Regions from separate parts of the Homo sapiens genome. Here region 1 is linked to region 2. A link is an interaction called in ENCODE POLR2A ChIA-PET data of the cell type or tissue named here. Cell type or tissue: HepG2. All regions are shown on one strand. Links, peaks and the distances in the headings refer to the core of each region. The heading gives the core; the rest is flanking DNA.

Region 1 (6,176 bases), core at 72-4,071, 130 kb before region 2:
GCCTGTAATCCCAGCTACTCGGGAGGCTGAGGCAGGAGAATCGCTCAAACCCGGGAGGCGGAGTTTGCAGTGAGCCAAGATCACACCACTGCACTCCAGCCAGGGCAACAGAGCGAGACTCCGCCTCAAAAAAAAAGAAAAAAAAAAAACTCAGCCAAGTTAAAGAGCTTTGGGCTAAAGGCCCAGAGATCAGTCTGCCGTAGCCTCAGCCATTCTTGTGAGCCCCCACTCCCCACCATATGGGTCCCTGTTCCACCTCGACACTGCTCTAGACCCTTAAGCCAGCCAACCCAGATCATCAGAATGCAATGTCTTCTATCAGCCGGGACCCCATCGCCAGCCAACCCAGATTCCCCAGAACCACTTCCCCTATCTCCCACCCAGCTCACACAGCACCTTCATAGCACACAGGGAGCCTGTTCTGGCACTTCAAGGCCTCGCTTTTGTCTCCCTTCAGGCCCCCAGCTCTGGCCATCACGTATAGCATCACCTTCCTCCTCTTCCTCCTCATCCTTTTTGTCTGCTTCTCAGAGGACCTGATGGTGAGGTGGGCTGAGGGGTGGAAGTGGTATGCCGGAGCCCTGGTCACAACCTGTCCTGAAGAGGGTGCCCCAGCCCCGTGGCTAAGATGCCCATGCTCCCTCCACAGAGGTGTGTCCTGAAAGGCCCCAAGATGCTGCACTGGCTGCCTGCACTGTCTGGCCTGGTGGCCACACGACCAGGACTGAGAATAGCCTTGGGCACCGCCACCATCCTCCTTGTCTTTGCCATGGCCATTACCAGCCTGGTGAGGACAGAGGGGGCCCTATCCACCCCCATGAGGGCATGTTGGACCTGCCAGGGACTGAAAGGGAACCCCTGGATTTGGGCAGGCAGCTGGACTAAGCCCAGGGGATGCTGGAAATGTTGTACAAATAGAAAGAAAAAAATTACAGTCTCCAGCAATCTACCATCTGGGCATAATAGTTGTTGATAACACTTCGGTGAATGTCCTTCTTATCTTTTTTCTGTGTAGGCAGTTACTTATTACTTAGATCACTTGGCTGATTCTTCAGGATTTAGACTCATTCCTAGAATTCTATTCCTGGTGGGCACCTGGGAATCACCCACCAGCCAAGTTACAGAAGAAGAAACTAAGGCCCAGAGAGGCTAAGTGGCTGGCAAGAGCTCACACAGTGGCTCAGAGTCAGAGGAGTACTCTTGACGCCCCTCACATAACTCCTCCCCGAGTGAGGACCCCAGTGCTGAGGTTCCCTTCCCAACCAGAAATAGCAGGATCCACCCCTTTGGACGAGTCTTCCCCTGACTCATCCCTGGGTCAGCTGAAACCCAGCACAAGCCACCACTGTGCCCAAGAAGCTACCTGCCTCTTCAACTCCTCATCTCCTCTGCAGTTCTTCTTCCCAACATCATCAGACTGCCCTTTCCAAGCTCCCAATGTGTCCTCCATGATTTCCAACCTCTCCTGGGAGCTCCCTGGGTCTCTGCCTCTCATCAGTGTCCCAGTGAGTGTTCCCACATGCCCTTAATCTCCTTCTGCACACCCTTCCTCAGCCCAAGCCCACAGCCCCCTGAGTGGAGGAACGCTCCATTCTGTGGATTAGAACAGACATAAGTCACACCCAGTGTGTATCAGTGTGTATGATGCCCCCTGTCTCCCAGATAGGACCTGGGCCTGGGAGGGACAGGAAGGGAGCCCTCAGGTGTCCCCCCTCTGCCTATGGGACATGCCCACTCCTGACCCCTGCCTGGCCCCACAGTACTCCATGCACTGCTGCACGCTGGGCTTCCTCTCCTGCTCCCTCTTTCTGCACATGAGCTTCGAGCTGAAGCTGCTGCTGCTCCTGCTGTGGCTGGCGGCATCCTGCTCCCTCTTCCTGCACTCCCATGCCTGGCTGTCGGAATGCCTCATCGTCCGCCTCTATCTGGGCCCCTTGGACTCCAGGTGTGCACAGCTGCTGGACAGAGGTGCCGGGCCCCCTGGGATGGGGTGAGATGGGATACAGCAGAGCTGTCCTGGCCTCACCGACCTGAATCACCCACAGGGCAAAGTGGGAGGGAAGCGGAGGCCTACATGGGGGCAGGGAGAAGGCCAGGAAGGGGGAAAGCAAGGGGTCACCCTGATCCATGGCCCCTTCAGGCCCGGAGTGCTGAAGGAGCCCAAACTGATGGGTGCTATCTCCTTCTTCATCTTCTTCTTCACCCTCCTTGTCCTGGCTCGCCAGGTAAGTCACCCAGCTCAGCCCCACCAGGGCCCACCTATGAGTGGCCCCCATATCTGTGACTTGATCTTTCTAATCTCCAGGGTTGAATGCCCATTGGAAGCTTCTAAGCGAGCCTTCCTGCTTCCTTTCTTCTCCTTCACTCCCTGCCCCTCCTTTCTCCCACACCCCTATCTGGGAAAGCCCATGCTTTAGAAAAAGTCTGCTGCCAATTCTCTATCCCTAGTCTGAATCTAATTTCAAGGATAGTCTCTCTCCAAGTATACTTACACCTTAAGCTCTACTTCTAAACTGGGGGTGGGGTGGGGGTGGTTTCAGGCATCATGGAGTTGGGGCTGAACACTCAGGAGCTGGGCTTCCCCTGCTCTGTGTCTCCCCATGGCCCCGGGTGACCCTCCCCAGAATGAGTACTACTGCCGCCTGGACTTCCTGTGGAAGAAGAAGCTGAGGCAGGAGAGGGAGGAGACAGAGACGATGGAGAACCTGACTCGGCTGCTCTTGGAGAACGTGCTCCCTGCACACGTGGCCCCCCAGTTCATTGGCCAGAACCGGCGCAACGAGGTGACTCCTGACCCCCTGACTCCTGAGCCACGGATGCCATAGGGCCTAATTTCAGATGAAAGCCTTGACCTATGGCCCGTTTTCTCTAGAACCCCCAGAAGGGTCACCCAAGCCCTTGTGCTTGTCAAGCGTCTTTGTTTTCACAACATCTTAGATTCTTTCTTTGGTGAGCACAAAACTGCATTTCAAATTCTTACTTGGAAGGCATGTCTTCTCTAACTCATGACCATTCCATACATTCCAGAAGCCTAGGCGTTGATGGGAGCTGTCTGGAGCAGGGGTCCCCAGCCCCCAGGCCGCAGACTGATACTAGTCCATGACCTGTTGGGAACTGGGCTACACAGCAGGAGGTGAGCGGTGAGCCAGCACTACCGCCTGAGCTCTGCCTCTTGTCAGATCAGTAGCAGCATCAGATTCTCATAGGAACTTGAACCTTATTGTGAACTGCACATGCAAGGGGTCTAGGTTGTACACTCCTTATGAAAATCTATTAGGCTGGTGCAAAATTAATCGCAGTTTTTGCCATTAAAAGTAATATAATTAAAAGTAATTACTTTTTTTTTTTTTTAAGACACAGTTTCACTCTCATCGCTCAGGCTGGAGTGCAACAGAGTTTCACTCTCGTCGCTCAGGCTGGAGTGCAACAGAGTTTCACTCTCGTCGCTCAGGCTGGAGTGCATGTAATGGCACGGTCTCAGCTCACTGAAACCTCCGCCTCCTGGGTTCAAGCAATTCTCCTGCCTCAGCCTCCCAGGTAGCTGGGATTACAGGCGCCTGCCACCATGCCTGGCTAATTTTTTTTATATTTTTTTTTTTTAGTAGAGACAGGGTTTCACCATGTTGGTCAGGCTGATCTCGATCTCCTGATCTCAGGTGATCCACCCACCTTGGCCTCCCAAAATGCTGAGATTACAGGCGCACCGCACCCGGCCTAAAAGTAATTACTTTTAATGGCAAAAAAAAAAAAAAAAAAGAAATGCAATTAATTTTGCACCAACCTAATAACTAATGCCTGATGATCTGAAGTAGAACAGTTTCATCCCAAAACCATCCCCCACCACAGCCTGGGTGCGTGGAAAACTTGTCTTCCATGAAACCCATCCTTGGGTCCAAAAAGGTTGGGGACTGCTGGTCTAGAGGATACAGTCCACCCCTCTCTCTAGACCTGCACTATCCAATATGGTAGCCATTAGCCATATGAAATTTTAATGTTAATTAATTAAAATAAAATATTCAGTTCCTCAGTTGCACCAGCCACATTTCCAGGGCTCAACAGCCACTCGTAGCTAGTGGCCACCCTATTGGACACTGCACATAGGGAATGTTTCCATTGCAAAAATTTCTATTGGATGCTGCTGCTCTAGATCCTCAAAAATCTTGCTAGCGCCAAACCATCAGAAATTCACCCACATATTTGTACCATCTTATTTGTATCATCTGCTGGCCCTCTGCTGTGGAAATGCTCTTGGCTCATATTGAGGGATGTTAAAAGAAACAGCTCAGGAGCTCTTTCACAGCCTTATGCCCCCACCGCCTGCTCCCTGCTCTCAAGATCAGTAGTTCTTTTCTGGTTTCTTCTCTTACAGACACAAGGAATCTTGTAATCGATCCTTTTCTCTCTTCACTTTGGCTGCTAGAAAGCTGAGAGCCAAAATCTAAGACTAAATAGGATTTCATGGCACTCATTTTGTGAACCACCCTCAGATCTGATTCCATCTTTATTATCTTACCCTTATTTTCCCTTTGCCTCATAGTCCCTATTGTTGCTTACTTCATCTTTCATTTTGTACCTATCTTAACTGACTTAAACACTTAAACACATTTTACCCTTGGTTTTGTAGCCGGCTTAATTGACTTAAACACCTTTCAGCAATAAGATAGGATATAGAAATAATTCACATTGACAGGATCCCAGTTCTAGGAGTGACTCCCTTCGTGTTGCTGTGAGGTGATCCTAACGCCAAACCTCTGTCTCTTCTAGAATTACAATGAGATCTAAGCTTTGACTCCTAAGTCACTTCCCTGGGGTAGCCTGGCCCTACTCCTCTCCCTCCTTCCCAATTCTTCTTAAACAGGGAGACCAGGAGTGTGGACATGGGGAGGAGGGCCCCACGCAGACCTCTAGAAGGGAGAGGAACATGACACACACCCCTCACTCCAGTCTCCTGTTCCCCCAGGATCTCTACCACCAGTCCTATGAATGCGTTTGTGTCCTCTTCGCCTCAGTCCCAGACTTCAAGGAGTTCTACTCTGAATCCAACATCAATCATGAGGGCCTAGAGTGTCTGAGGCTGCTCAATGAGATAATTGCTGATTTTGATGAGGTGAAAATTCCAAGAGTCTCCCAGACCCTATGTCCTAGATTCTAGAATTTTCCACCAGTACCTCCTTCCACTTTGCTTTTCTGGCCATGAAGTCAATCCTCCCCTCCACAGTACTCCCTCACCTCCTCTGATCCCCCAGATCTACCCACTCCAGCAACACTGCCCACCACCAACCCTCTCCTTCCTGACACTATCTCCACTCCCACAGCCTGATCCTTTAACTCCAAAGGCTTGGGGCTGGGCTTCTGGGAGAGGTGATGGAGAGAGTAAGAGAGACTGGGGACAGGACTCTTCTCTATATACAGCTGCTCTCCAAGCCCAAGTTCAGTGGGGTGGAGAAGATCAAGACCATCGGCAGCACCTACATGGCAGCCACAGGCTTAAATGCCACCTCTGGACAGGATGCACAACAGGTACGGCAACCCTTCCTTACCTACCATCCTCCTCTGGGCTCTCATTGATGGGCTTATTAGTGGGACTTATTCCTGTGCCCTCACTGGCCCACCCTGGTGGGCGGGCCCATTGCCAGGATGCTGAACGGAGCTGCAGCCACCTTGGCACTATGGTGGAATTTGCCGTGGCCCTGGGGTCTAAGCTGGACGTCATCAACAAGCATTCATTCAACAACTTCCGCCTGCGAGTGGGTGAGAGACTTCCCCTGCTGCAGCAGTCTGGTACCTCCTCACCTTCCTGAGCTTGCCCCACTCCAAGTCCTTTGTTAGCTGCTCCCAGTTCATCCTGAAGCCCCTTTCCTGACTCACTCCCTGGGATGGGGTGTGAAGGTGCTGGGCAAGGAGGTACGAGGCTCTCCCACTCTTTTTCTTAAGCTACATTCCTCCAGCCCTTAGAGACCCCTCCTCTCCTCTAGGGCCCCCCAGGCTCTTCTCCCTTCCTTCCAGTTCCTTGTGGCTTCCTCTTCCCCTCTTCCTTCTCCAAGTCTGTCATTACCACATCCCTCATTAGGGTTGAACCATGGACCCGTAGTAGCTGGAGTTATTGGGGCCCAGAAGCCGCAATATGACATTTGGGGCAACACAGTGAACGTGGCCAGCCGCATGGAGAGTACAGG
Region 2 (7,928 bases), core at 2,250-6,249:
CTGGTGACAGAGCAACACTCTGTCTCAAAAAAAAAAAAGAAAGAAATACCTGAGGCCGTGTACAGTGGCTCATGCCTGTAATCCTGACAGTTTGGGAAGCCAAGGCAGGTGGATTACCTGAGCCCAGGAGTTCAAGACCAGCTTGGGCAACATAGCAAAAACCCATTTCTACGAAAAATACCAATATTAGCTAGGTGTGGTGGCATGTGCCTATAGTCTCAGCTACTCAGAAGGATCACTTGAGCCTGGGAGGTGAAGGCTGCAGTGAACCAAGATGGCACCACTGCACTCCAGCCTGGGTGACAAAGTGAGACCCTGTCTCAAAAACAAAAACAAACAAAAACATGAGACTGGGTAGTTTGTAAAGAAAAGAGGTTTAGGCCGGGTGCAGTGGCTCACGCCTGTAATCCCAACACTCTGGGAGGCCAAATTAGGCAGGCGGATCACAAGGTCAAGAGATCAAGACCATCCTGGCCAACATGGTGAAACCACATCTCTACTAAAAATACAAAAATTAGCTGGGCATGGTGGTGTGTGGCTGTAGTCCCAGCTACTCTGGAGGCTGAGGCAGGAGAATCACTTGAACCTGGGAGGGGGAGGTTGCAGTGAGCCAAGATCACACCACTGCACTCTAGCCTGGCGACAGAGCAAGACTCCGTCTCAAAAAAAAAAAAAAAAAAAAAGAAAAGAAAAGAAAAGAGGTTTAATTGGCTCACCGTTCTGCAGGCTGTATAGGAAGCATGGTGCTGGCTCAGCTTCTGGGGAGGCCTCAGGAAGCTTATAATCAAAACGGAAGGTGAAGGGGAAGCAGGGACATCACGTGGTGAGAATGGGAGTGAGAGAGAGAGAGTTGTGGTGGAGGTGCCACACGCTTTTAAACAACCAGATCTTGTGAGAACTCATAGGGTAAATACTACACCAAACCATGAGGGGTCCGCCCCCATGATCCAAAAACCTCCCACCAGGACCCACCTACAGCATTGGGGATTACATTTCAACATGAGATTTGGGCAGGGATAACTATCCAAACTATATCAGTGGGGGACAGAGGGGCAGAGAAAAGAACAAGGGAAGAATCCAAATTCTCATATCTTCCATCCTCCAAAACAGAATACTTCAAGAACAGATTATGCCACAGGCATGCAATAAATTCCCATTTATTGACAGTCTGACCTTGCTGGCAGGATGGTTCCAAAGTTCTGTTGGAAGCCAGCTCTATATCCTCAATCTAGCAAGATGAGCAGTTTTCCAGGGCACACCATGGTAAGGGGGCCCACCCAATCCTGCCCATCTGATCCCACAGGCTGGCCCCCGGATAGGTAACTTGGTGGCAACTCTAGTCTCTCATCATGTACAGGGGGTAAACCAGTTCATGCGAAGATCATGTATTAAGCTGCCTAACATATACAAAAACACTGCTAGGTCCTGAGGAAACAGAGATGAATAAATTACAGTCTTCCTCTGAGGAGTTTGAAATTAGCAAGGGAGACAGACACATAAGAAGTAAAATAACACTACAGTGAGATATGCTATAAACAAACCTGGGAGGAGATGTAAGGGAAGGCTTTATAGAGAAGGTGACATTTGCACTGTTCAAAAAAAAAGGATAAGGCCAGGTGCAGTGGCTCATGCCTGTAATCCCAGCACTTTGGGAGGTCAAGGCGGGCGGATCACGAAGTCAGGAGTTCGAGACCAGCCTGGCCAATATGGTGAAACCCCATCTCTACTAAAAAATACAAAAATTAGCCGGGCATGGTGGTGCGCACCTGTAGTCCCAGCTACTCGGGAGGCTGGGGCAGGAGAATCGCTTGAACTCGGAGGTGGAGGTTGCAGTGAACTGAGATCACACCACTACACTCCAGCCTGGTTGACAGTGAGACTGTCTCAAAAAAAAAAAAAAAAAAAAAAAAAGGCCAGGCACGGTGGCTCACACTTGTAATCCCAGCACTTTGGGAGGCCAAGGCGGGCAGATCATGAGGTTGGGAGATCGAGACCATCCTGGCTAACACTGTGAAACCCCGTCTCTACTGAAAATACAAAAACAAAAATTAGCCGGGCGTGGTGGCAGGCACCTGTAGTCCCAGCTACTCGGGAGGCTGAGGCGGGAGAATGGCGTGAACCTGGGAGGCGGAGCTTGCAGTGAGCAGAGATCACGCCACTGCACTCCGGCCTGGGCAACAGAGCGAGACTCTGTCTCAAAAAAAAAAAAAAAAAAGATAAGTAGGGAATAGGAGATTGGGTGGTTTAGGCAGGAGGAACAATATGAGGCTTGCCGGCTTGAGAGAATATGATATTCAGTATTTCTATTTGAATACAGAATAGGGTTCCAGAAGGGGAATGTACCTTGAGAAGTAATTAGGATCCAGGTCTGAGCAGTCTCATATGCCAGGCTATTTTGACTCTACCTTGTATGCTCATATAATCTGGGTATACATCAAAATCAGTGCTTATTTTTTTGAGACAGAGTTTGGTTCTTGTTGCCCAGGCTGGAGTGCAATGGTGCAGTCTCAGCTCACTGCAACCTCCGCCTCCTGGGTTCAAGCGATTACCCTGCCTCAGCCTCCCAAGTGGCTGGGGTTATAGCCATGAGCCACCATGCCCGGCTAATTTTTTTTGTATTTTTAGTAGAGACGGGGTTTCACCATGTTGGACAGGCTGGTCTTGAACTCCCGACCTCAGGTAATCCACCTCGGCCTCCCAAAGTGCTGGGATTACAGGAGTGAGCCACTACGCCCGGCCTCAGTGCTTGCTTTTTTTAAAAAAAAAAAAATGCTGATGACCAGGCACCCCCTCCCCTGAGAATCCTGATTTTAAAAAAGAAACTTTCCAGTAGCAGTGTGAAAAATGACCCAGGGGGAAGGTGACTAGGAGACTAGCAAGGTGGCTCTCATGGTAGTTTAGGTGAGAGAAGATGGAGCCTGAACCAAAGAGGTGGAGGCAAGCATCTGGAAGATATTCAGGAAATAAGTGGAGAGGGCTTGGTGACACTGATATCTGAGCGGGAAGATAGAGAGAAAGAGGCCCAAGTTTCTGGCTTTAGAGACCAGGTGGTTGTCAGTTAGAGATTATTTCTAAGCCACTCTCAGTTCTTGTTCTTTTTTCTTTTTCTTTTTCTTTTTTTTTTTTTTTTTGAGATGGAGTCCCGCTCTGTTGCCCAGGCTGGAGTGCAATGGCCTGATCTCGGTTCACTGCAACCTCCGCTTCCCAGGTTCAAGCTATTCTCCTGCCTCAGCCTCACAAGTGGCTGGGGTTACAGGCGCCCGCCACCAGGCCCAGCTAATTTTTTTGTATTTTTAGTAGAGACAGGGTTTCGCCATGTTAGGCTGGTCTCGAACTCCCGACCTCGGGTGATCTGCCCGCCTTGGCCTCCCAAAGTGCTGGTATTACAGGCGTGAGCCCACCGCGCCCGACCTCAGTTCTTTTTCTAATTAGAAAATTCACTGATTGTCTAACAAAACTCCACCATCTGCTTCTTTGAACCTCACCTATATCTGCAGGGAAAGAACTGGGTCAGAAAGGGCAGTAATTGTAGAAGCAGGTAAATTAAGGGCTTTTCAGGCCAGAAGTCACTTGTGATTTTTCCACTGTGCTTCTTCCCCTGGGGAGAGAGAAGCTTAAGTCCACTTCCTTACACGTTGCTCCCAGGTGGCAAAACAGAAGTCACTGCTCAAAGGTCCGATTTTCAAGGGGAACTCCCTAGACGGCAGATCCCCTTTAAAACAGCTGAGACAAACACAAGGGTAAACTTTTTCAAAATAATCTGCCATACAAAGTGAAGAGAAGCCCAAAGACATACACAGTGATAAATAAGAACAAAAACATAGACTAACGGACCTCGAGATACTTTACCGTCAATTAACAATAACCATGTTAGGCTGCCCAACTCACAGAGTCAAAGGACAGACCTCTCTCCTTGCGCGCCTCTGCGCCAAACCGGGTTTCGGCTTGCTTATCGTGGGCTCTGAACGGTCACTGTGCGGCCAGGGAAGTCTCCAGCACAGCCTCGGGAAGACATTCCTATTACATATTTATCACTTTGGCGCTGGCCATTCGTGACAGGTGGGAGACGAGTGAGGTGAGATTCAGATGTTGGGACCCTTGCATGGGACAGATGCCCAAAGCTTCGCCCCTTCCCCGGTTTGGGGGCCACGAACCGCCTCTCAGGGCTCAGCCTCAGCAGCAGGTGGTTCAGCCGGAAAGTGCTTCGAACCCAGACGCCGCCTGCGCTCCATCTCCCCGGCCCTCGCTAGTCCCGTCCCGCGGGGACAGCTCTCGGGCCTCGGCCAGCGCGAGCCTCCTGGCCAAGAGCTCTCAAACCCCAAATCTTTCCAGGAGCAAGCGAGCGGCCTAGCAGCCACTCCTCTCCCGAAGGGGTGTCAGGGTCCTCGCTGCCAGGCCTCAGCCCCCTCCCCGGGAAGCCGTCGCGAAGGAGTCCCCAGGGGCCGCAGCAGCGAAGGCCCTCTGCGTTCCAGGCAAGGAGCTTTCCGCCAGGCTGAGGTCGCCGCCGGTGAGGGCGGAAGTGGTAAGACTGACGTGTCCTGGGCCGCGCTGCCGATCGCCGGGAGGACCCCCGCCTCGCCGAAGACGGGCGGGGCAAGCCGAGCCTCACGGGGTCCCCGGAGCTGGGCCGGGCCTCCAGATGGAGAAGGCGCAACGGGGAGTTCTTGAGTAAGCCAGAGCGGTGTCCAGCGCGGTGTAGCCGCAGCCGCCGCTGTCAGGCGCAGCAACGGGCAACCCCGTAGAAGTCGGTCGGCAGGTCCTCTCCAACCCGCCGCTACCGCGCCGCTGTGGGAGAGACCCCAGCAGGAGCCCAAAGGCAGCTACGGGGGCGCGAAGGCCGCTGGCGCCGCCTCGGCCAGCCCTTCCCGCGCGGTGAGGACCCCGGGGCTGTGGCGGGAAGGGACCCGAGGTGCGAGACCGAGCGGCGTTGCCATGGAAACGGGCCAGGGCGCGTAGTAGAGGCCCCGGGCCAGACGGGCTGCGGGTGGGGTGAACCCCAGGTTGGGAGGATGAGAGAGCAGAGGTGGAGCGGGGTCTTTGGGATAGAGAGACGTGGGGTAGGGTGAGGCGGGGAGGGGGCCAATGGGAGCAAGTGGAGCCAGGGGACCTCAGTTCGAGGCACCTGACCTGGGGTTTCTGTAACCTCCCTGGTTTCTATAACCTCAGGATTCCCCCAAACAGGTTCCACTGCCTTAAGGATGACAGTCGTAGGGAACCCTCGAAGTTGGAGCTGCCAGTGGTTGCCAATCCTGATACTGTTGCTGGGCACAGGCCATGGGCCAGGGGTGGAAGGCGTGACACACTACAAGGCCGGCGACCCTGTTATTCTGTATGTCAACAAAGTGGGACCCTACCATAACCCTCAGGAAACTTACCACTACTATCAGCTTCCAGTCTGCTGCCCTGAGAAGATACGTCACAAAAGCCTTAGCCTGGGTGAAGTGCTGGATGGGGACCGAATGGCTGAGTCTTTGTATGAGATCCGCTTTCGGGAAAACGTGGAGAAGAGAATTCTGTGCCACATGCAGCTCAGTTCTGCACAGGTCAGCCTCTCCACATTGGCTATCACGTAGCCCTCCTTCCCAGAGACTAACAGTGCCTTACATTTATGGTTCAGGGTACCTTTATGGAAATTGTCTGATTTGATTCTAACTACAATACAACCCAGTGTGGCAGGCAGGTTAGGTGATGCTATTCTAATTCAGTTGACTAAGATACATACTTGCTCAGAAGTTACTTTTTTCAAGATTACATGGACAGTGATTTGCAGAACTGATATCAGAGCCCAGGGTTTCTTACTGCAAGCTTCTCTGTTGGTCATGAGGTCCCAACTATCAGTCCCACATAGTTCTGTTTCCTTCCATGCCTACCTCTTGGCTGTTTCTTAGCTGTTTCCTGTAGTCTCTACCTAAACTTCCCTGTCATGCTTTTTCTTTAGTGAATCCTGGTACTTCTCCTTAGTCCACTCCAGACCTCCTTATACCTCACCGCTCTCCTTTTTCTAGGCCTTAACCCTGTCAAGCCATACTTGCTCTTTTTTGGAGAATCTCAACATACTAGAGTCTAACCCAGTGATTGTCAACAGGGAACAGTTTTGTCCCCCAAGGGACATTTAGCAATGTCTGGAGACATTTTTTGTTGTTACAGCTGGGGGGGTACTACCAGCATAGAATGGGAAGAGGCCAGGAAAGCTACATCCTACAGTGCACGGGATAACCCCACTATGACAAAGAATTATCCAACCCAGGCTGGGTGTGGTGGCTCACTCCTGTAATCCCAGCACTTTTTTTTTTTTTTTGAGACAGAGTCTTGCTCTGTCGCCCAGGCTGGAGTGCCGTGGCGCAATCTCGGCTCACTGCAAGCTCCACCTCCCGGGTTCACGCCATTCTCCTGCCTCAGCCTCCCGAGTAGCTGGGACTACAGGCGCCCGCCACCACGCCCAGCTAATTTTTTGTATTTTTAGTAGAGACGGGGTTTCACCGTGTTAGCCAGGATGGTCTCGATCTCCTGACCTCGTGATCTGCCCGCCTCGGCCTCCCAAAGTGTTGGGATTACAGGCATGAGCCTCCGCACCCGACCAATCCCAGCACTTTGGGAGGCCGAGGCAGGCAGATCATGAGGTCAGGAATTTGAGACTAGCCTGGCCAACATGGTGAAACCCTGTCTCTACTAAAAATACAAAAATTAGCTGGGTGTGGTGGTGGGCGCCTGTAATCCCAGCTACTCGGGAGGCTGAGGCAGGAGAATTGCTTGAACCCAGGAGGCAGAAGTTGCAGTAAGCCGAGATCGCACCACTGCACTCCAGCCTGGGTGACAGAGCAAGACTCCATCTCGAAAAAAAAGAATTATCCACCCCAAAATATCAGTAGTGCTGAAGGTGAGAAACTTTGCTGTAACTCTGCGCCTGGGGAGATCTTGTGTGACCAACTCCTGACTTGCTCTTTATAGGTGGAGCAGCTGCGCCAGGCCATTGAAGAACTGTACTACTTTGAATTTGTGGTAGATGACTTGCCAATCCGGGGCTTTGTGGGCTACATGGAGGAGAGTGGTTTCCTGCCACACAGCCACAAGATAGGACTCTGGACCCATTTGGACTTCCACCTAGAATTCCATGGAGACCGAATTATATTTGCCAATGTTTCAGTGCGGGACGTCAAGCCCCACAGCTTGGATGGGTTACGACCTGACGAGTTCCTAGGCCTTACCCACACTTATAGCGTGCGCTGGTCTGAGACTTCAGTGGAGCGTCGGAGTGACAGGCGCCGTGGTGACGATGGTGGTTTCTTTCCTCGAACACTGGAAATCCATTGGTTGTCCATCATCAACTCCATGGTGCTTGTGTTTTTACTGGTGGGTTTTGTGGCTGTCATTCTAATGCGTGTGCTTCGGAATGACCTGGCTCGGTACAACTTAGATGAGGAGACCACCTCTGCAGGTTCTGGTGATGACTTTGACCAGGGTGACAATGGCTGGAAAATTATCCATACAGATGTCTTCCGCTTCCCCCCATACCGTGGTCTGCTCTGTGCTGTGCTTGGCGTGGGTGCCCAGTTCCTGGCCCTTGGCACTGGTGAGGTGATAAAAATGAATTGGGGATTTATCTCATGGGATAGAACTAGGTAGGGAGTTTGTTCAGAAAAGGTCTGTGGATCTTCTCTTCTATCCAGAGGGGCAGACCTAAGGGATAGGGTGGCTCTAGCAAGAATGCACGTATTCTATTGTAGATTTTCTGGATAGCAAAACTGGGGGAGATTGTTTTGCTGGAGGCCCTGGGTCTGGGAGAAGGGGGGCTGATTCCTCTGAAATTGCTAGAAGAGACACAGGTGAGGCCTAACTTGGGCTTTCCGCTACCGTCCTGCAGGCATTATTGTCATGGCACTGCTGGGCATGTTCAATGTGCACCGTCATGGGGCCATTAACTCAGCAGC

The links. Peaks named below come from ENCODE experiments on the same cell type or tissue, not always from the same donor. Only the 100,000 strongest peaks of a DNase experiment are listed, where the experiment ranks them.
Region 1: POLR2A ChIA-PET joins it to region 2 with 7 read pairs; 9 of 35 experiments call an interaction of 5 or more read pairs at or near these places.

The regions. Positions count from the first base shown.
Region 1 is chr14:24,318,673-24,324,848 of GRCh38, reverse strand. ADCY4 (adenylate cyclase 4) reads left to right here. Exons shown (of 25, transcript NM_001198568.2): 15 at 458-542; 16 at 650-787; 17 at 1,395-1,505; 18 at 1,761-1,945; 19 at 2,141-2,225; 20 at 2,625-2,783; 21 at 4,961-5,107; 22 at 5,413-5,520; 23 at 5,637-5,751; 24 at 6,071-6,176. Among named protein-coding and RNA genes, the nearest start is that of LTB4R, 10 kb to the right of the region's middle. RefSeq lists an enhancer at 2,278-3,237. In HepG2, for the core only: no CTCF peak of the experiment used is centred there; no DNase peak of the experiment used is centred there; H3K27me3 peaks cover 3,107 bases.
Region 2 is chr14:24,192,290-24,200,217 of GRCh38, reverse strand. It overlaps TM9SF1 (transmembrane 9 superfamily member 1), which reads left to right and starts at 4,777. Exons shown (of 6, transcript NM_006405.7): 1 at 4,777-4,872; 2 at 5,182-5,543; 3 at 6,949-7,570; 4 at 7,862-7,928. The coding sequence starts at 5,199. RefSeq lists enhancers at 3,879-4,118, 4,369-4,428, 4,498-5,197 and silencers at 4,629-4,688, 4,829-5,008. In HepG2, for the core only: no CTCF peak of the experiment used is centred there; DNase peaks (open chromatin) are centred at 3,657, 3,977 and 4,507; H3K4me3 peaks cover 2,719 bases.